Regions from separate parts of the Mus musculus genome. Here region 1 is linked to region 2. The links are chromatin loops, found by intact Hi-C in ENCODE. Cell type or tissue: left cerebral cortex. All regions are shown on one strand. Each heading gives the region's core, and the rest is flanking DNA. Links, peaks and the distances in the headings are about the cores only.

Region 1 (10,340 bases), core at 1,361-9,360, 47 kb after region 2:
AGCCAGTCTAGCCAAATCAGCAAGGCCCAGGTCCCACTTAGAGACCTACATCAACAGAAAGGGTGGCTGGTTCCTGAGCAACAACACCTATGGCTGACATCCAAACACACCACACACACACACACACACACACACACACACACACACACACACCCATTCATACAACCCTAACAATTCCCCCTGACCCCCAGCTTTGAAGCAAATATCTGTGCCTGGTCAGTGCCACCCAACTGTGGACTGACATGAACTCTGGTTCCACTGAGGCTTCACCCTGTGCCCCGGACTCAGTGACTGAAATACCCGGTTGGCAGTCATGTGTTACTGAGTGGGGACAGCTCACCAGATGACACTGTTCTCAGGATTTTGAAACTAGAAGAAACACTGGAAAAGATCACCAGGCCTCCCTCTGGTGGCCCATATGCACGTACCAAGGCTCATGAGAGGACTGTGTCACAGGGAGACTAAGAGCTAGGTCTAAGGCATCATGGGAGCAGGTACCCCGATAACCCTGGAGTCCTGGGCCAGGCTACCCACTACTCTTATTTCTTATTCCTGCAGAAATCCACAGACACAGGCAGAGTGTCACACAAAGGCATTCTGGCAAGAAGGGCATGGAGTGGGCAGGGGGACAAGGAAGTGAGACAGTTACTGCACATGGCACTCCTTGCCCCACCATGTCCCCTCTGACTGAAACATACATTTCCGGGCAGACACGGTTTCTAAGAGACACCCAACTTCTCAGATGCCTTTCCCAGGCTCCGCAGGTAAAAACCTCAGCCTTGTGCACAAATCATTCCCGCTCTGAACACCGGGGCCTCCGTCCAATGGCTGCTCATCTGCCCCACCCTCGCCCCCACCCCAGCTGCCCGACTTACCCGGCTATGCCCACTGAGATATCTTATCAGCCTCTCACTTGGGCTGCTGGGCGGGAATGGGATCACCTGGGGCACCTGCTTATGGGCTGGGCAGGGACACAGCCGCCTACCGGGCACAGGGAGTCACCCAGCAGACCGCACTGAGTCAGAGGCCAGGGTCCAAAATCAGTTTCCTGGAGGGCCTGTGACACCACCCAATGGTTCAGACATGGCCATCAGGGCTCAGACGGGGCTGCCAACCCGACTCAGAAAACGGCTCCGTCAAGGATTTTTTTTTTTAAGCTGTACAAGTGCCAGAAACCTCTTCCTCTTGTTATTACTTTTGAATGTAAATTAAAAGACCTGTTCTTTCATGTCTCTGGAATGCCGATATCAGTTCCTCAGCTGTCTCCAGGAAAACATGAGCTCTGCTGGAGTCAGAAACAGCGGGGCTCAGTCCCCTCGTCCATTTAAGGACATTGGCCAGGCATGTGACAGTGGGTAAGTTGTCTCTTTCACTTTTTATGACTAGGATAGACTTCAAGCTTCCCAGTTACTGCCACCTGCTGTTCCTTCCCATGCCCAGAAAGCCACTGGCTTCGATTGCCAGGCTCCGCACACCGCTGGGACCCCACACCCCCACTGCAGGAACTACTACACAGTCCTTGCACAAAATCTGCGCGGTAGCTTTGCCCTCAAGTTCAAGTCTTTTGCTTAAACTCCTTAGATGGCCTCCCTCACTGCTCCTCAAGCTCTCTGGATTTGTGCATTTGTGTCTGAGTGTGTATTCAAGTGGGGGCGTGTAGGGGCCAGATGGTCAACCTTAGGTGTCCTTGCTCGGGGAGTGGGGTCTGAGGGGGGGCATCCACCATGTCTTTAAGACAAGTTTCTCACTGTCTGGAGCCTGCCAAGTAAGCTAAGTTTGCTGGTCTGTGAGTGGAGGGATCCTCCTGTCTCTGCCTCTCCAATACTGAGATGGGAACAGCCATCTACCACACCCAGCTTTTTTTTTTTTTTTTTTTTTTTTTGTGGGTACTGGAGATGGAACTTGGGTCTTTGTGCCCAGACATCAAACAACTTATTAACTGAGCTTTCTCCCCCTTATCCTTCCTCTACTTTCCTCGCTCCCTGTCAGACATAGATCCCTAGCATGTCCAGGGAGGGGCCTCTGCTCCAAACCACAGCAGCCATCGAAGTCCCATGTCGGGGCTGGCAAAATGGCTCAGTGGGGAAAGGTACTTGCCATGGAGCCTGAAACCTGAATTTGATCCTGGAAAGTCCTCTGATCTCCACACCTACTCTGTGGCATGCTGGCTGGCACTCTCTCTCTCTCTCTCTCTCTCTCTCTTTCTCTCTCTCTCTCTCTCTCACACACACACACACACACACACACACACACACACACACACACACAGAGTCCATGTGGATGACAACTGTTCCAGGAAGATGGGACACAACCAAAGGGCCTCAGGACCCCTAACGTTCTCTCCAGACACAGAAGCAGACAGAGTGAATGACCTGCAGACCACATAGCCATGGGTCTCTTAAGGGGAATAAGCTGGACAACAGAAGCCCACTGAGCTGAGCTGAGCTGAGCTGAGCTGAGCTGAGCTGAGCTGAGCTGAGCTGAGCTGAGTCTGTCTTGCTTCTGCTTCCCAGCAGCAGGCAAATCCTTCAGCTCTGCTAGCGAGTGTCACCAGTGCGACTGCACTCATGCGGGGCCCATTATTTCCTCCCCGAGTCCCCTCCCTCCTTGACATACCCCTTAATTAAAGTTTAGGGTTGGGATTTTTTTTTTATGATGCTGTTCTTTAAGCACATGACAACACAGAAGGAAGAGTTATTTAAATCCAACTTGCAAGGGGAAACCGGCATCGTTAGAAGGGCAAAGCAAGAGCACATTTCACTGGGTTTCAGGTATTTCAAGGTCACTTCTGAAGAACAAGACAGAAAAAAAATGGGATCCTGGAACTAAGGAGCAACAGCCTGACAGAGTGACATGCTGGGTTTTACTGTGACTCCTTCCATACCTAACTTACCCATGGCACTCCGTCTGTGACAGAGACACACTCCATCCGAGAGTGGGAAAGATAAAAGGCAAGGTGAAAGGTATGGATGGCTAGCAGGCCCACAGCGGACAAGACACCCCCAGCCTGTCCTTGCTCCTCCTCCTGCAGCCACCCCGGTCCCACTTCCTCCCAGTCTCTCTGGTCCTCCCTGGGAGGTGTTCCCATGATGCCAATGATGGGGCTCTCCTCCTCCTGGGACGATGACCTGGGGGTTGCTCCTGAAATGAGGTCACCCACAGGAGACCACATGCCCATGAAAACCAGGCCTCCGATGACAGCATCTCGAATTTGTCCTAGGATGGTCCCCACCCAGCCTGGCATGACCTGGCCAGATGGATAAGCCACCAGGGGCTCTGTATCTGTGTTGTATCCCGTGTCCTATTTCACTAGATCAAAGTTCTGCACCTGGATGTTTGCAGGTGTCACAAGAAGAATCCCTTCCCGCACCCTACTTCCTAGCAAAGAGAAGAGCTTGGTGGGGAGAAATTGAATTTAAAAGTACAGCTTGGCAGGCTGGAGAGATAGCTTAGTAGTTAAAAGCACTGGCTGTTCTTGGAGTTCGAGTGTTCCAACACCCACATGGTGGTCCACAACCATCTGCAATTCCAGTTCCAGGGGAAGGACCCCCACGGGCACCTGGCATGGACATATATACATGCAGGAAAAGAAAACACTCATACGCAGAAAATCAAAACGCTAAGTGCAGTTTTGTCCAGGTGTGGTAGCCCTCGCCTTTAATCCCGGACTCCTTGAGTTTGAGGCCAGCCTTATCAAAATAGTGAGTACCAGGACAGCCAGGGCTACATAGTGAGACCCTAGCTCAACAAACCAAACCAAATGCAATTTCATTTGCATTTATGAGCTATAACCATAAAAATGAAGCCAGCTCTTTTAGTTTGATTTTTTTTTAAGAAAGAAAGAGAAAGAGAGAAGGAAGAAGGGGGGAGGCACAGAATTATATGGTACACATGAGCCTGGCAGGACGGGCAAGAATAGGCACCATGTGGAGCTGACAGTCAGGGTGGCTGAGGAAACCTACTGGACTAAATAGTTCCAGAGCATGATTTCCTGTGGGGGCCAAATATTCCCAGCCATAGCCACAGAACTGGATCCCTGCCCCTATCTCAAACCATGTCTTTAAAAGGACGTAAGAAGTAGAGAGTAAGAGTTGGCAGCTGAGGCTCCAGTCCTAGCTTGACCACCCGCTGTGACCCAGTGGCCTTAGACACAACCGGGTAGTTCACGAAGACTCTCAACTTTGTCATTTTTAAAGGGCAACAGACAATGGTGCCTATCTGTTCATAGTGTTTCCTGAGGCCCTAAGATCAGGGCGTCGGGTACACCACACACAGTCGACTGTGCAGAGTGCTAATTGGAACTAAAATGATGAGGGGTTAGGCAAGGTTGGCAAATTCCACACGGATGCTTTCAACTGAGTGGTATCCTTAAAGCAAGGTCAACTCCCATTTCCCTCCCGACATGAAATACACTATCCAGCAAAGACAAAAAGCAGTTTCAAAAGCCAAGTCCTTTGGCCAATACCACGTAATGAGCACCTGTCAGGAATTTAAACATATTTCCCAAATCCTTAGCCCTTCCTTGTAGATGAGATACCATGGCTTGAAATCTGCCCCCACCTCCCTCACCCCCCGCCCCTACTGATCATACCAAGCCAAAATTTCACAGCCAGGTCTGCATACTGGTCTTGGATTCTGGACTTTACCTAGCCCATGGCTGTCTTGCTGCAACAGTAAACATGTCTACCATTCAAATTTTCTAAAACTGTGAAGAACCCCCAAAATGCCCTGATTCAGAAGTGTCAAGAACTGTGCCCAGAGAAAGGGAAGTCAAAGGCTTATGACTCTCGAGAAAAAACCTTGCCATCAGATTCCCCATCTTCCCTAGAGGAATAGGTGCTGGCTCCGGTGGGCAGACACCAGCTGCAGAGCAAGGCGAAGGTGAGCTGAACAAGGCTGTCAGGAAGGCCAGTCTGACCTGTGCTGGCTGCTGCCTGCATCAGGGCTCACCAGGAACCACAGCCTCTAGAAGATCCGAGTGTAAAATTACCTTCTGAGATGCTTCATGCATTTCTATTTTGAAGCCACCCACTCCTAGCTGATGCTCACACCCTCCCAGGCGATTCCCTCCTCCCCACGTACAACTTAACTGCTTGTCAGCACCGTCTGTCTGTGGGCAAAGGAGTCCCATCAGGTGGCTGACCCCAGTAAATAATTAAAGGGTGATCCCACAGCCCCAGCGGAGGCCTATTGAGAGGAGGGAGCCCTGCTAAATTAGACATGGCAGGGAGGCACGCTAACAGCTTAGCAACTGCTTCCTTGACAGATGGTGAGCAGAGCGCAGCCCACAGAGCAGCCTGCCAAGGGCAAGGCAGGGCAGGACAGGGGCACGGAGCCTTGGCTCTCGGCAGGCAGGACCATCTCAACGACACGAGAGAGTCTGCGATGGCTCTTCAGCAAAGACCCGCACCACCCGGGGAAACCCACCACCCTCTCGAGGCTAAAACAACACCCAACCTTTTACTTCTTTTTCTCTTTTTAGTGGGAGGAAAACACCAACCAGAAAGTAAAATTTCCCAAAGTGCCAGCCTTCTATGGGCCGAGTGAGGGAGAAAGAGAAAAAGGTCAACTTCCATTTCATCTTCCCACCAAAGTGGGCACATGAGAGCGATCTGTGTACAGTTTATATGCAGGCCCACATAGGAGCAACAAATGCACAAATGCTCTGTGAGACAGGACTGGGCCAGGCACAGTGGCACATGCCTATATTTCCAGCTAAACTGAGCCTGGCTCAAAATCTAGAAAAACAAAGAAACCAGGCTGGTGGCACAGACCTGCAACCCCAGTGCTGGGGCGCTGGCCACAGCTGGGGAGCTGGTAGCAGGGGGGTTATGGACGCTTGGAAAAGTAAGAACAACTTGACAGACCCCGTCTCAACAGCAATATGCTTGTTTAGGATTTCTGAGGCTCAAGGTTCAATCCCAGAACCTCTAAAAACCAAGAGTTAAAAAACAGCTGGGACCGGGCATGGTGGCTCCTGCTTCTAATCCTTATATTTGGAGATAGACACAAGAAGATTTAAAAAAAAATTCAAGAACATCCTTGGTTACACTGAAAATCTGAGCCAGGGCTGGTGGTTGTAGATACCAGAATGCCAGCAGTTGGGTAGCTGAGGCAGGAAAATCTCTTGAGTTCGAGGCCAGCCTATTCTACATGGAGCATTCCAGACATCCAGGGCTACATGGAGAGAACTTGTTTCAGAAATAAACAAACAAAAGGCTGGAGACGAAGCTCAGTTGGTACAGTGCCTGCCTAGCAGGCACAAAGTCCGGAGTTCCATCCCAGGCACTGCAGAGCCCAGTCACAGTGATGTATAGCTGTAATCGTCGCACTCGGGAGGTGGGGGCACAAGGGTTGGAAATTCAAGGCTATCCTCAACGACAGTGAGTTGCAGGCCAGTATGATCAGCACTCACTCACTTAGGAGAGAAGGGGTTTTGGGGAGCCCTCAAGGGACTCTGGCTATTGTCACCTGTACTTTTAGTTTTTGAGTTTTGTCATTACCTGTGTTTCATTGTGTGTGTGTGTGTGTGTGTGTGTGTGTGTGTGTGTGTGTGTGTGTGTGTGTGTGTGACAGTGCATACAGAGAATGCTAGAGGAAAACTTATAAGAGTCAATTCTCTGCTTCCACCATGTAAGTTCCAAGGACTGAAGCCGCGTTGGCACGCATGGTGGCTAGTGTCTTAACTAGATGAGCCATCTCAACAGCCCTCACACGTGTTTTTAATGATGGGGGCAAAACGTTTTCATTTCATTTCTCAAACTTTGTTTTCCATCATATATGATGAGCTAGTCTGTCACAGTCTATCACAGAGACTATCTATCACCCAGGTCACTTAAAAGGCATTAATATTTGCTCACACTTAGGCAGTATTACTGTGTTGTGTGCCTGGTGTATCACATGATAAACAACCAGCCCTCTTCCAGAGGGAGAAACAGAGTTGTCACGCTGACTCGCTGGCCCCTCACCTGAGCTCCGCAGCTAGAGTTTCACAATGGGCATCGTCTACACACAGAACAGAGAGGAAGGGGTGGGGGTGGCAGGAGTAGCCGGGCTGCCAGGGATGTGTGTCTACAGAGCCAATAAAGGGGAAAAAGAACAAAAGGAGGACAAACGAGAGAGCACAAAGGGAAAGCACATGAGGAGATGCTCACCTCAAAAGCAGCTGCCCTGGGCGCACCCTTGACCCACTCCCCTGGCCTGCACCCTTCACCAGCCCTCCCACACATGTCCCTCTTCAGAAAGGCAAAGAAAAGCAGAAGAGACGGGGCCCAGACCCCAAGAATGTTGCACAATACAAGAACAGGAACTTTCTTCTTAGAGTGTAGCGTGCAGCTGAGCTCCCACGTGTGTGCTTCTCCACACCCTCCCTTCAAGTAAGCATTGTCCGGCTAGGGGGTCCCACAGTCATCCCTGGTTCCTCGGGCCTTGGGGAAGGTACAAGCTGTCAGATAGGAGAGAGCAGTACCAACACATGGCAGAGACTATCAGGGGCCATCACATGTAGACCAGAGCCACAAAGGCTCCCTTCCCTTGCCTTGAGTGTCTACATGTTCTGGAGCTGCCTGACAGATCAGGGACTGATGCAATAGAGCCTCTTACAGCACCTTTTGATTAATGCCAGTTCCTGGAAGCTAGGAAAGTTACTGCAGCATTGATGGTAACAGCAAAACTGGAAACACCCTAAACATCCATCAGGAGGAGACTGGCTTTAAGAAAAAGGTGACAGGGGGTCTGGACTCTGTGATGAGAAGACAGAAGCAGGAGGGGGCCATGTCAACACAGTGAGTACCAGGCCAGCCAGGACAACACGGCAAGACTCTGCCTTGACATGAAATCCCCCATACTAATAATGACACAGGCACAGTGAGGAAAGAGAATCCAGCTACCTTAAAAAGAGCAAAATGATGGGCTTGGTGGAGCACGCCTTTTATCCCAGCACTTGCGAGGCAGAGACAGTCAGATCTTTGTAAGTTCAAGGCCAGCCAGATCTACACAGGGAGTTCCAGGTTAGCCGGGCTACAGAGTAAGACCCCAGGTGGTAAAGGAGCAGGCCACCAAATCAATCCCCAGGACTCACAGACTGAAAGGAGAGAAGCCTTACGCTGTCCTCGGATGCACACACACACCCTACCCCACCCACAGGGTATGGCATGTGTGAGCATACACAATAAATAAATAAATGCAATAAAATTAATTTAGAATGTTTAAAGTGTGAATGCTTCTGAAGAGGGAAAGTAGGCAGGGTGGGGGGTTGGGGGGGGAGCATGGCAGCACTGGCACCATAGCACCACAGCATATATATGAAGGTGGTTTCCTTTTATTCTAGAGCCTTTTACAACCTCCCAGAATCTTGTACTATATGCATAAATTGCTTTCACTAAAATACACACACACACATATATATACACATACATACATATGTATGTGTGTGTGTGTGTGTGTGTGTGTGTGTGTATCTCACAAAACAACAACAAACTGTATATATCACAAAACAACACAGTGGCTGGCTGGCACTTTTCCAGGAGTGTTTCACCATCATCACAGAACAGGAAAGTACCAGACTATCAATTTCTCCATTTACAGCTAACGCTGCAGCCCAGGCACTGAGTGCCGTGATGCCAGAGATGGCAACACATGCCTATGACCCCTGACCTTGAGAAGCACAAGAACTGCTGCAAGTTCAAGTCCAGTCTAGTCTACAGAGTGAACTCCAAGCCAGCGAGGGCTACATATTGAGAGCCTGCTGAAGAAGAGGAGGAGAGGCAGTGGGGAGATGGGAGTGGCGGCACATGCCTTTAACTCAATCCCAACACCTGGGAATCAAAGGCAGGGGAATGTCTGTGAGTCCCAGGATACCTGGGTCTACATAGTGAGGCTGTCTCAAAGGACAACAAAAAGGACAGACAGTGTGTATGTGGCAGGTCAGGAAGAGAGACCACATCTCCAGTGTACAGGTCTGTCTTCCCTACTCTCTACCAAAGATGCGATACCCGACTGACATGACCTGGTCAAACCCTTCCGTAGTGACATCCCTTCCCAGGCTGCAGTTGCACATGGGGCAGATTAAGGATGGAAACAGCCCACAAGTCCCTCAGGGAAGTCAGGACACAGTCTTGGTTAGAACACCGAGCTGAGAAGCGGGGCTGCTGCCTCTAGAAGTAAGCTTAAGGACAGTGGGATGGGGCTGTTAACCTCTGACCCTGACACTCAGGGCATGGTCAGCCAGCATGGCCTCTCCCGAGTCCTCAGCAGGGATCCTGCCAATACACCACAACCTTGCAAACTCAGTGGGGCACGCGGTGCATGAACTGACCACTCTGCGATCAGAACCGCAGTGTGGAAGGCAAAAACAAGATCATCCTGGTGCCTTCATGCCAGCAACCAGGCAACTCAACAGCCTGAGATGCCAGACCCAAGCCTGTGGTGACGACCCTGAGCCAAACCACCCTGTTTAAATACCACTCCTGTCAGCATGTTTACACTGAGGAAAAACCTTGAAGAGCTGTGCAGAAGATCATAAAACCTAGGGCCAGGGGGAGCTGAGAAAACATGATGGGTTTTCTCTGCAATAAAAATCCACTGTGCCCACTTCATTGGAGGCCAGAAAAAACTCAGTCCAAATCGTAATACTTAATACCTAGTTAGCAAATGCTACCAAACCGAAGTCCAAATAGTCTTTTCAACAAACTCTATCCCACTGAGGGCCAGGAACAGAAGGAGTTCCAAGGATAATTAGAATGATTGCCACTTAGAAGACACAAACCACACAGATGAATCTACACCAGGCATGTACCACGAAGGGCCTCTTGCACAGGACCTCCTTAGTTTTCCAAGGAGCCCATGAAGAGCATCTTATATCATCCCATTTTACAGAGGAAGAAACCAAGGCTCTGGGGTGTAATAGCTCATCCCAGGTTTCAGAGCTATAGCAAATAGGCCAGTCTGGCTCCAAAGCTTCCTCTACCCACTCCACATGACACGACCCTGCCCGAAGGAGGTTCCCACTCGGCCAAGTATCGCACTTCCTCTAAACCCATTGTGTGCAGCAAGGCAGTGGAGCCTGTAACTTACCCCCTTCCAGACTCCAAAGTTCATCTACCTGAGCCTCAGAAGGGGGTACAAGCCAAGCAGGCAGAGGTAGGGTCTGCAGGGTGGGGGACACAGCAAAGGATCCCAGGAGCTCCAAACATCCTCCCACATGGCCACCTGGGTGCTAGGCTCATCCCTGGGGACTGTGTGTACATTGATAACATGCCAGAGTCACCGCCTAGAAGAGGAGAATCCACAGGTATATCCCTACCCCCCAGAACAGGTACCTTGTATCACATGTTCAATTG
Region 2 (10,340 bases), core at 1,190-9,189:
AATGATTGACGACTGACTACACAATGAACGGGCATTAAAGAAGAGAGAGAAGGTTAAGGGCAGTGAAGGGGGAAAGAACGTGAGAGGAAGGCAGCCAGCTCTGTCACACCACCAGAGACAGCTACGCTGAACTGGGCTGTTCTGGGGCCTGGGCTGAGGTGGATCCCATGGCTTTGGGTCACAACAACCTGAGTTAGAACTCTGACCTTACCAGCAGCTAACTCAGTGTACAGTTCTTAATTTTTCTGAGCTTAAGCTTGCTAAACCAGAAAATGAGGCCCCTTCCCCCCTTTTCTAGGCATGATGATTAAACAGGATTGTGTGTGTGCACGTTTGTGACCCGTGTGCACATGTGTGCATGTATCACACTCATACATACAAAGCCTTGTCACTTCCATCTTCCCCTTCACATCCCAACTTCAGCTCCTCTGTGTGGTTAAATGTGACTGACAGAAGTGTGTGGTCACCCACTGGGCCTCTGCTGGCCCATCCCAAGCAGGGAGGAGAGGAGTCTGTGGTCCAGTGGACCAAGCTACCCCTGAGATCCAGCATCCATGCTGAGACCCAGCATCTAATACAACAATCTCACTTCCTCTAGCAATAGGCAACGGGGGCTGACATTTCTATACAGATTCCTCCTCAAGGCAGCACGATGGAGGTTCTCAGCTGCCTGAGATCATCAGCCAGGCCTCTGGCTTCTCAGGGAGATGTGGGGCTGGAAAGAAGGAGAAAAAGGCTGGGGGAAGGGCCATAGGACTCACTCTGTTGATCTATACCTCAAGAGCCAATGTGCTTATGTGAGTTTGCTTCTTAGAGAACCTTCCTGTCTTTGAAGCCACCCTTCTCAGGCCAATAAAGCTACAGCCAGTGGGAGGCCAAGATGGTGGCAATGGCCAGGTGCTCATCCCAGAGAAGGCTGAGAGGACAGAAGAAAAGGGGAAGAGAATCCTGCCTACTGGTCCACAACATAAAGCCCTTTTCCAGGCCCAGGGACATCCTCAGCTCAGAAGCACCGGCTGCAGGAACTTATGTAAGGGCAAACGTTGAGGCTCTGTGCTGGACCACAGGTTCCTCGCAGCATCTGCCTCCTGCCTGCTAGAACTGATCCCAGCTGGCCTTTCCCACTTCCTTTAACAACTTCCAACAGGAAAATTGCTGAAGGGGGAAAAATGGCTCCTGGCCAGCGGGTTCTGAAGTCATTTCCCTAGTTGCAGCCAGAATCCCAAGCTGTGATGTTCAGACTTAACCTGTGGGGCAAGGGTGGCTGGAAACGGTCAGTATTGAAGGGGTGGGGTTTGCCTCTGACCCGTCTCTGGGCCTTAGGGCCCCCACTTGCAAGCAGGCTGCTGCCTTCTTCTTTGCATCTCTCCAGCAAACCCATGCTATTCTCTGCCTGCTCACCAGTGGGAGCTTTGTTTTCCATAAAAGAATTCCAATATCCAACCTTCCTCCCTAGCTCTCACACATGCTTCAATTACCCTCCTCAAGTCAAACCCACGCTCTCTGCTACACACACACAGAGCTCCTGAGCTGGCCCAGGCTCCTCCCAGCCTTTCTCCCTTGTATCCTAGGAGCACAGCTCTGGCTTTTTCCAGCCTCAGGGTCCCCACAGATACTGTTCCCTTGTCTCGGTGCTCTTCCTGCCCTACTCGGGATGAACAACGACTTCTCTGGTGTTGCCTGATGTCTTTCTGACGTGGACTTTCCTTGACTGCCTGGGATGAGTGTCTTTGCATCATACTTCTCATGCTGGCTTCCATTTGAGCACCTTATGTCAACTCTCAAGTTGTGTTTTACCCAAACCTGGAGCCCATGAGGCAGAGAGTGTCACAGCATCTAAGCTCTTGGCTTAAGCCCTCTTAGGCAGACACAAGAGCTGTACAGCTCAAGTGTAGTAACAGCCCAACATCCACATACTTTAACGCTCTTGATATCAAAGTGGTTCTCAACCTTCCGAATGCTGTGACCCTTTTATACAGTTACTCCTGTTTTTGTTATCCCTGCAAGCATAAATCATTTTGTTGCTACTTTGTAACTGTAATTTTGCTACTGTTATGAACCATAAGGTAAATATCTGATATGTGACCCCTGTAAAAGGGTCATTTGATATCTCACCCCAAGAGATCACAATCCATAGGTTGACAATCACTGATATAGAACCTTGAAGAATTCAGTTTGTCTGTGTATCTAAGACATCATTTCCTGGACACACTGGAGGGGACAGAGCCTTCTCATCATTGAGGTTCTATTAAGCAAAGCGTCTGTCCAGGATCCGCACTGGTGTGGGGAAAGAAGAGGAATCCAAGATTTCCAGGTAAGAAAAGCCATAGCTGGCTGGGTGGTGGTGACGCATGCCTTTAATCCCAGCACTTGGGAGGCAGAGGCAGGCGGATTTCTGAGTTTGAGGCCAGCCTGGTCTACAAAGTGAGTTCCAGGACAGCCAGGGTGATACAGAGAAACCCTGTCTCAAAAAAAAACCAAAAAACAAACAAACAAACAAAAAACCCAAAAAGAAAAGAAAAAGAAAAGCCATAGCTGTGGGTGCAGGGGTGAAGCCACTCCCCACCACTGCCCCTAACCACCTGCCACAGTCAGGAGAGCAGGCCCTGGGGTCATTGAGAGTGATGAGCTGGCCCTGTCCCTTACCGGATGAAGCCCTTCTGGGGTGCAGGCTTCTGTGTACCTCATCTGGGCAGCACAGTAGAGCTAGCCCTGATGGCGAAGGCACAGGTGGGCCAGCCCTGAGGGTGTGAGAGTGGAAGAGCTGGTCCAGCCGCTCACCTTCTGCAGCACCAGGGAAAGTGGGCCCAGAGCCTTGACTAAGCAGCACAGTAGAGCTGGCTCTTAGAGGCTTGGGTGTGCCCTGTCCCTTGCCAATGGTAGCACTGGGTGACCTAGCTGGAGCCGTGCTGGAGAGGTTCCCCTGGTGGTGCAGATAAGGGAGAGTCAGCACACTGACCAGCTCAGCTGCCACCCAGGCCCAGATCCAGGGCTCTGAGTTGCCCCACACCAAAATTTATATAATCCATAAATGGCTGGGGTGTGTGAAAGTGCCAGTCCTGATCCAAAGCTGCAGGATCCCCATGACACAGGACAACGAGATAACCAGGAGGCACAGTAAGGATCCAATACTGATGGTGTCACAGAAGCCTGAGATCTCAAACACAACTAATGACTCACTGCAACGAACATTTGTAAGTGAAGATGTGTGGACAGAGGGGTATACATACTGTGGGGGACACACACTGTGACGTAACAGCTTCCATGATGAGATGTTTTCTATGCTTTCATTGTCTGTTTTGGGTTGGTGTGTGTGTGTGTAAGTGTGTGTATGGTGTATGTGTATGTGGTGTGTGTGTGTGTGTGTGTGTGTGTGTGTGTGTGTGTGTGTGTGTGTGTGTGTTTTATTTTCGGGGAAAGGTTATAAGGACAAAGAGCAGATGTGAGTGAGTGGGGAGATGAGTAGGACTGGGGCACATGATGTCAAACTTACAAAGATTCAATAAAAAGTTTTTTTTATCTTAAAATAAAATAAAAGAAGAGGCACAGCAGCCTCTGAGCTGTGGAGGGCTGGGACACACTCAGGTGACATTCTGACTAGGTTTCTGTCAACTTGATCCAAGCTAGAGTCATCTGAGAGGAGGGAGACTCAACTGAGAAACTGTCTCTGTAAGATTGGGCTGTAGACACGACTGTAGGTCATTTTCTTAATTAGTGACAGATATGGGAGGGCCCAGCCCATTATGGTTGGGGCCACCCCTGGGCTGGGGGACCTGGGTTCTATAAGAAAGTGGGCTGAGCAAGCCAGGGGAAGCAAGCCAGTAAGCAGCACCCCTCCACGGCCTCTGCATCAGCTCTTCCAGGTTCCTGCCCTGCTTGAGGTCCTGTTGTGATTTCCTTCAATGATGAACAGTGATGTGAAGTGTGAGCCAAATAAACCCGCTCCTCCCCAAGCTGCTTTTGGTCATGGTGTTTCATCACATCAACAGTGACCCTAGCTAAGACAGGTAAGGACAAATGAGTCCCAGTGCTCAGTTGCCTCAGCCTGCCCGTGCAGCTGTCGCTCCACGTGCATGTGAACTAATTAAGTAATAATTAACTTTTTGAGGCAATGTCTTGCTATGTAGCCCAGGTTATCCTTGAAATTATGTAGCCTTGGCTAGACTCCAAATCATGAACTTCCTACTCCACCTTCCTGAATCCTAGGATTAAGGTATGTGCTATCATGTGGTCCTGGCTTGACATCCCTCTATCTTTTTTCTTTTAAAGATTTATTTATTTATTATATGTAAGTACACTGTAGCTGTCTTCAGACACTCCAGAAGAGGGCATCAGATCTCTATGGATGGTTGTGAGCCACCATGTGGTTGCTGGGATTTGAACTCAGGACCTTCAGAAGAACAGTCAGTGCTCTTAACCGCTGAGCCATCTCTCCAGCCCCGACATCCCTCTATCTTTACCCACCGAGAAAGACACTGTTGCCTGGAAAGTGACCATAAACACTGTCCAGCCCTGTGACATCAAGTTAAGGTGATGGCTAGCTCACCCTAGGGAGGCAACCTTGTACTTCCTATGGCCTCATACATACATGATCTTGCTTATGTCTTCCTCCAGCCATAAAGCCGTGAAGAGCTACAGTCAGAACAACATTCAAAAGGTGGAAGGGACAAATTCTACCACAGAAAGACCCCCACCCACTCAGGAGGCTTCAGGAGATGCCCTAAGACACATCACCCTGTGGTGAGATGTCAAGGCTGGACCCTTCAGCTGCTAGGCATTCTAGACCTGGTGTGCAGAGGGACAGAGAGATGCTGAGAGGAACCTCAATACCCCCAACCTCTGTCCCCACTGATTGTTATCCATTTCTACCACCCTTGGACCAGAAAAGGCTTGCCAAAGGCTTCCCACCTGCTAGGTGCCCCGGGGCTAGGTAGGTACAGAGCTTTTTCAGGTACATGTGGCTTCTGTGGGCACAGGCTCACAGATTTATTCATATGCTGAAGTCACAGTGAGCACTTGTGTAAGCAAGTGGTCTCATCCAAACACAATCATTCATAATGGAGGATCTCTTCCTCCCTCCCTCCCTTCCTTCCTTTCTTCAGGTGTTGAGGGACTCAGTGTGTGTATGTCTGGGGGAGGTCTCTCAGAGGCGGGGGGGGGGGAGGGGGGAGTAGGGGGAGAAAGGATGTCTCTGTTCCTACCGCAGCAGGCTAGCTGTCCCTTTAGCTTTGCCAGCTGCTCTTTCTAGGGAACAGCCCCCTACCTATCACTGAGCTGCATCCCCGGCCCACTGTCAGACATCCTGAAGAATTCTCTCACTATTGTGCTCTAAAAGAATGAGGTGGATTTTCTGGATTTACACAAAGGCGAGAATAAGACTGACATCATGCAGAATTCATACTGCACGATCCCATTATAGCAAACAAAAGGCAGGAAGGGAACACGCGGGAGCTGTCAAGTGTCCATGAGTGCAGGAAGGGAACACGCGGGAGCTGTCAAGTGTCAATGAGTGCAGCGTGCATGGAGAAGCCTGGCCAGGGTACCTGGCAACTGCAAACAAGGTGCTTATCTCAGAGCACAGGCACAGGGAGGCCTCCACTCACTCCCTCCATAAACAACCCCTGCCACTGCATGGGGTGGAATGCACTTGGAAGGCACTCTGTGTCTCTCAGCATCCATGGGCCTCTAATTTGTGCCCTGATCACTTCCTGCGTGGGATAAGCAACAGGAGCAAACACAAAAAGGTGAAAACACGCAAAGCTGACACATGAAAAGCCATGAGCGAAGAAACCTGGCTTGGGCCTGTGAGGCGAAGATGTGCTTGTGGGGGAGGGGGTCCCAGCTGTGCCCACAGGACAAACGCAGGACATGTGTTCCCCAGGAGACCAATGGGAAAGCGTTGAGAAGACCTTTCTGAAGGACAATGGGACTGAAATCACTGGAGGAAGACATACAGCAGAGGCACGGACCAGCCTGGTTGAGGGCTTCAGTGACAGAGGCAGCGCGGTTCCTGGAAGCCTCCCGACCGCCTCATAGGACACAACTCTACAGCTCTGGCTTCCCTCTGTCTCTCGAAGCCTGAGGAGAAGGCTGAAAAAAACTATCTGAATCTTTCCCGATATGGGTAAACTGAGGCTCAGAGGGAAGAAGTGGTCTGCTCTGGGATACACAGGGAGAGAAGATCGAGGGGCCCTTGGGACACGCACAGCACCTCAAATTCTGGGTGCCCTCACACCCACACATCAGCGGCCACAGAACTCAAGGATGTTCAGCTCCCGTTGGAACGTAGCCCCAACAGCAAGCCCGAGGGCCTTCAGAGGGCATGTTCAGCCAGGGAGCCATAGAACGTGTAACTCCCATCCAGAGCAAGGGGCAGAAGATGCTACACTGCCTGGCCGACTGACCCTGTCACGTTCATATGCACTGGGGACCATTTTGTGGGGGAGTAGAGGGGAGCTGAGTTCTGTAGTCTGTACTCCTCAGAAGAGACTCTTTCCAGCTCAAACTTCAGAGTCAAGCAAACAGGGGGTCTCTCTAGAAGGATCTACATTACTACAGAGACCTCTAGCCAGCTTCCTGGAGAGGCTGACAGGTTCTGGGACCTCCCCATGGCAGGCTAGGATGCTGAGTGAGGGTTGGAGTGATCTCATGAGGGCACCAACAGGACCTCAGTAGGAGTCAAGTTGTCCTTCCAACCCTTTGGGGATTTGTTAGCTTCCTTTAACAGTAGGTGGGCCAAGGTACTAGGGCAGGCAGGCCAGGCAGATAATGCTACTTAGCTTCTAGTGCCCATGGCCTAGGGCCAGTCTGGCACAGTAAGAAGCATGCTATTGTGTTAAAGGCCCAGGCCTCCTGCAGGGTAGAGGGCTCAGAAGGACTGAGAGCCCTGGTCTTTATGACAGAGTCCATGTGCACAGACACATCACTGCTTAGGAACACCCAGAGAATGGATGGGAAGAGAGGATCCTAACTATTGCCTAACAAGCTATTGACGTGGGGAGACAGGGTGGAAGACAGCACCTACCACACATGAAGATGGGCAGGACATAATCTCTGCTTGAGCAGCTGGCTTCTGAATGGTCAACTGTCTCCAGGTGAGAGGTCACAGGCAGCAGGCAGTGTTCCTGTTTTCTCACCCCCACCCTCTGTTCCTAGAGCCCTCTGTCCTGAGGGACACTCTGGCTCCCATCATGCACTCGGCCTTGGGGCCTGGTGGCCCGTCCGCTCCTCAGATCCACAGGAGCTCACTGCTCACTGAGCACACAGCTCTGCTGAGTCATTTGGGACTTCATGATTCAGCCAGGGCTTGACTCAGCACCAGCTACAGCTCGGCCTTGCTGGGAGGCCTCTAACCCAGCAGCCACCACAAGGCACACTCCAAATTATCAGTCACCGCCCTGGGCACACTGGGCCCCATCCCCCAAAGATAGTCTCCCAAGGTCTTGAGGTATCTGCTGAGAATCCCTTGGGGCATAAAACCGGCTGCCAAGTATATCTTCAGAGAGCAAAGAGGTGAAAGGCACACTCAAGAGTCCAGCACATTGGATTGAACCACGCACAAGTTTGTCCTTGTCACCAGCTCTGTGAACATGCCTGAACTGCTGTGTTCTCATTTGGAGGTACCGACATAGATCCTGGGGATGAGGGAGGTACAATGAGATTCGGGGGACAGTGGCAGCATGGGGACAGCTTGCTTCTGTATAGCCTCCAAATCTATATACTTAAATCTGTGTCCACATTGCATGTCCAACCTCCTTCTTGTACGGCAGAAGACTGACTGATGAGCAGGAAGGTGGGCGAGGAGACAGACAGAGATTGTAGCTCATTATACTCTGTGTATATGCTAGATGCACCCACGTGTGTGCGGGCGTGCAACTTTTATCATTCAAGGAGCCAGTTGCAAAAGGCATTTTCCCCCAGGCTTCTTCCAGCCCACCCTTTCTGGCTACAACGTGGACCACGCTACACATGAAGGTAACTGGGGCCTAGGACATCTTGGCTAGGATTCACTCATTCCCCAATCCTGTGACAGGACAGGCACATTTCCACCCAGGGATATCTCCTAGGGAAAATTCCAGAGCCGTTTACAAAGAGTGTCACAGCGAAACTGGTTACTGTCATGTCTAATAGCCAATGGCTGGAGTTGGCTTTTGTCTGGTAACTTGGCACCACCCAATCAGGAGACACTAATAAAGAAACAATCAATAAGAGACAAAAGTGTGAAGCACCAAAAAGAACACACTGGGCTAACCGTCAACTGATGAGAGTAAAACGTGAGATTGTTCTAGATGGTCCCCGTGTCCAGAAGTACCAGATGAGTGGTACTCTTACATTCCAATCTGGCAGCCACACTTGAAAACCCAAAACCAACCAGCCAAACAAACAAACAAACAAACAAACAAAAAACCGGCTGAGCACAGCGACTCACAACTCACGCTTATAATCCAGCGTCTGGGTGGCAGAGGCAGGAAGATCGTCCCAAGTCTGAGGCCACCCTGCTGGTCTACAGATAGAGTTCCAGACCAGCCAGCGATATATGGCAAGACCCTGCCTCAAAAGCAATCAACCAATCAACTATACCAAATAGACAGGGGAGAGTAATTTTAATGTTATAAACATATGTCCAAAAAGACTGTCCCTTCAACATGTCACAGGCAGGAAAAGTCACACACAAAGTAATTTTATACTGTTTCTTTGGTACCCAGGCTTTAGACTACAGCTCTTGTCTCTAAAGGCGCAGGTACGGGGCTGCCTGAGACCAGTGGCTGGCTGGTCCTAACCCCTTAGAAATGGGGGCAGGAGGGATAAGAATCTCAAAGGGTTGTTTAGTTTTGTTTTCCTGAGTGGTAGACAGGCAGGATACCCTTCCCTTGTTCTGTTCGCCTCAGAGCCCACACTGAATGGACTTAACTGTAAGCACTAGCGAGGGTTAGAACTGATGTAGGAGATTGTATGAGGGTCGGTCTTTCCCATTTTATGAGACTTGACCTGGTAAAGCATAGCTCCCACCTGGCCACTTCTGTCAGTTCCGTGAGTGTCGCTCTGTACCCTGACACTGCCCTGCACCCTGACGCCGCCCTGCACCCTGATGCCACCCTGTACCCTGATGCCGCCCTGCACCCTGACATGCCCTCCAAGGGCACTGTTGGCTAAGAGGTAGGGTGAGGTTGGGTAGAATGTGGACAGATGGAAAGATGGACTGAAGGAGACAACGCAGTTCAGGCAGTCAGGAGAGGACACTGAGCTGAGCTCAGGCTCTTGTTTCCTAATCCCATGGCTGCCTCCTGCCAGCTGTGTGTCCTCAAGTATGACAGAAGAATGGCAAGACCTTCTTTATAGAACTCTGAGCAGAATGAGATCATCTAGTTTCCTTTATTATATGCATAAGTGCTTTGTCTGCACGCATGTGTGTGCATCGTGACTGTGGAGGCCAGAAGAGGGCATCTGATCCCCTGGATCTGAAGTTACAAATGGCTGTGAGCCACTGTGTGGGTCCTGGGTCCTGGTACTGAACCCAGGTCCTCTGCAAGAGCAGTAACTGCTCTTCTTAAGTTCTGGGCCATCTCTCTAGCCCCAAGGTTACAATGTCACAGCCATAGAGTCAAGAATTCCAGGAAAGGTCATTGTCATGATGATCAAATGAATGGCCAGTTTAGTGGGGCTATCCCAGCTTATGTGGCAATGGCACCTGGGGCACTTGCTATAGCCACAGGTATCCTGGGTTGCTCCTGGTTGCTGCTGTTTCCCAGCTCGCATGCCATCCTCTGCCCTTTTCCAAGAGCAGAGCATTTCCCACCTCCATCTCAGCCATTCTCAAGTTTGGATGTGGTCCCCGCTCATCCCTCTTGCCCTGGCCTGGGTTCTGCCACATACCTGCACCACCTCAGGCCTCACGTTGAAGATGTACAGCCAGTCACTGAAGCGTGGGTAGCTGTTGAGCTCGGCGGTCCTGTCGCTTGGGGTCACACTAAGCTTGCTCTGCTGCTGCTTGCAAATGTATTTCACCAGCTTTGCCTGTGGGAAGTCCAGCAAAGAAAAGGTCACCTTTATGGGGAGCACAAGCACGTGGCAGCCATGTGCCCTCTGGGGGGAGCTCAGGCAGATGCCACGGAGATGCTGAGAACAGAGATGGTAGGTCATGGGGAACCCTCTTGCTGTCTGTTATTCACGGTGAAGAAAGACTACACATAGGTAGAGGAGTTAGGAGAGTCTGGCCACAAGCATGGAGCTCCATCCTCGCTGAGGCCGGCCAACTACACTGCCTTCAAAACCAGCCCTGCAACAGGAAGGGTCATGACTAGTCAGAATAGGAGCAAGCTAAACAGAAGCCAGCCTTCCTG

Evidence for each region. A loop is a pair of places that touch in the nucleus more often than their neighbours do. Peaks named below come from ENCODE experiments on the same cell type or tissue, not always from the same donor. Only the 100,000 strongest peaks of a DNase experiment are listed, where the experiment ranks them.
Region 1: it touches region 2 in a loop (2.3-fold over the local background); 4 of 42 quality-filtered maps call a loop at or near these places.

Annotation. Positions count from the first base shown.
Region 1 is chr11:79,111,714-79,122,053 of GRCm38, forward strand. The region is part of intron 1 of Ksr1 (kinase suppressor of ras 1); the gene reads right to left. Among named protein-coding and RNA genes, the nearest start is that of Ksr1, 30 kb to the right of the region's middle. In left cerebral cortex, for the core only: CTCF peaks have their summits at 1,422 (motif pointing left) and 4,909; DNase peaks (open chromatin) are centred at 1,428, 2,568, 4,008, 5,049 and 1 more place; H3K27ac peaks cover 2,055 bases.
Region 2 is chr11:79,064,473-79,074,812 of GRCm38, forward strand. It overlaps Ksr1 (kinase suppressor of ras 1), which reads right to left. Exons shown (of 19, transcript NM_013571.3): 2 at 9,874-10,014. Among named protein-coding and RNA genes, the nearest start is that of Gm11201, 46 kb to the left of the region's middle. In left cerebral cortex, for the core only: CTCF peaks have their summits at 1,394 and 4,326 (motif pointing right); DNase peaks (open chromatin) are centred at 1,475, 7,314 and 7,836; H3K27ac peaks cover 216 bases.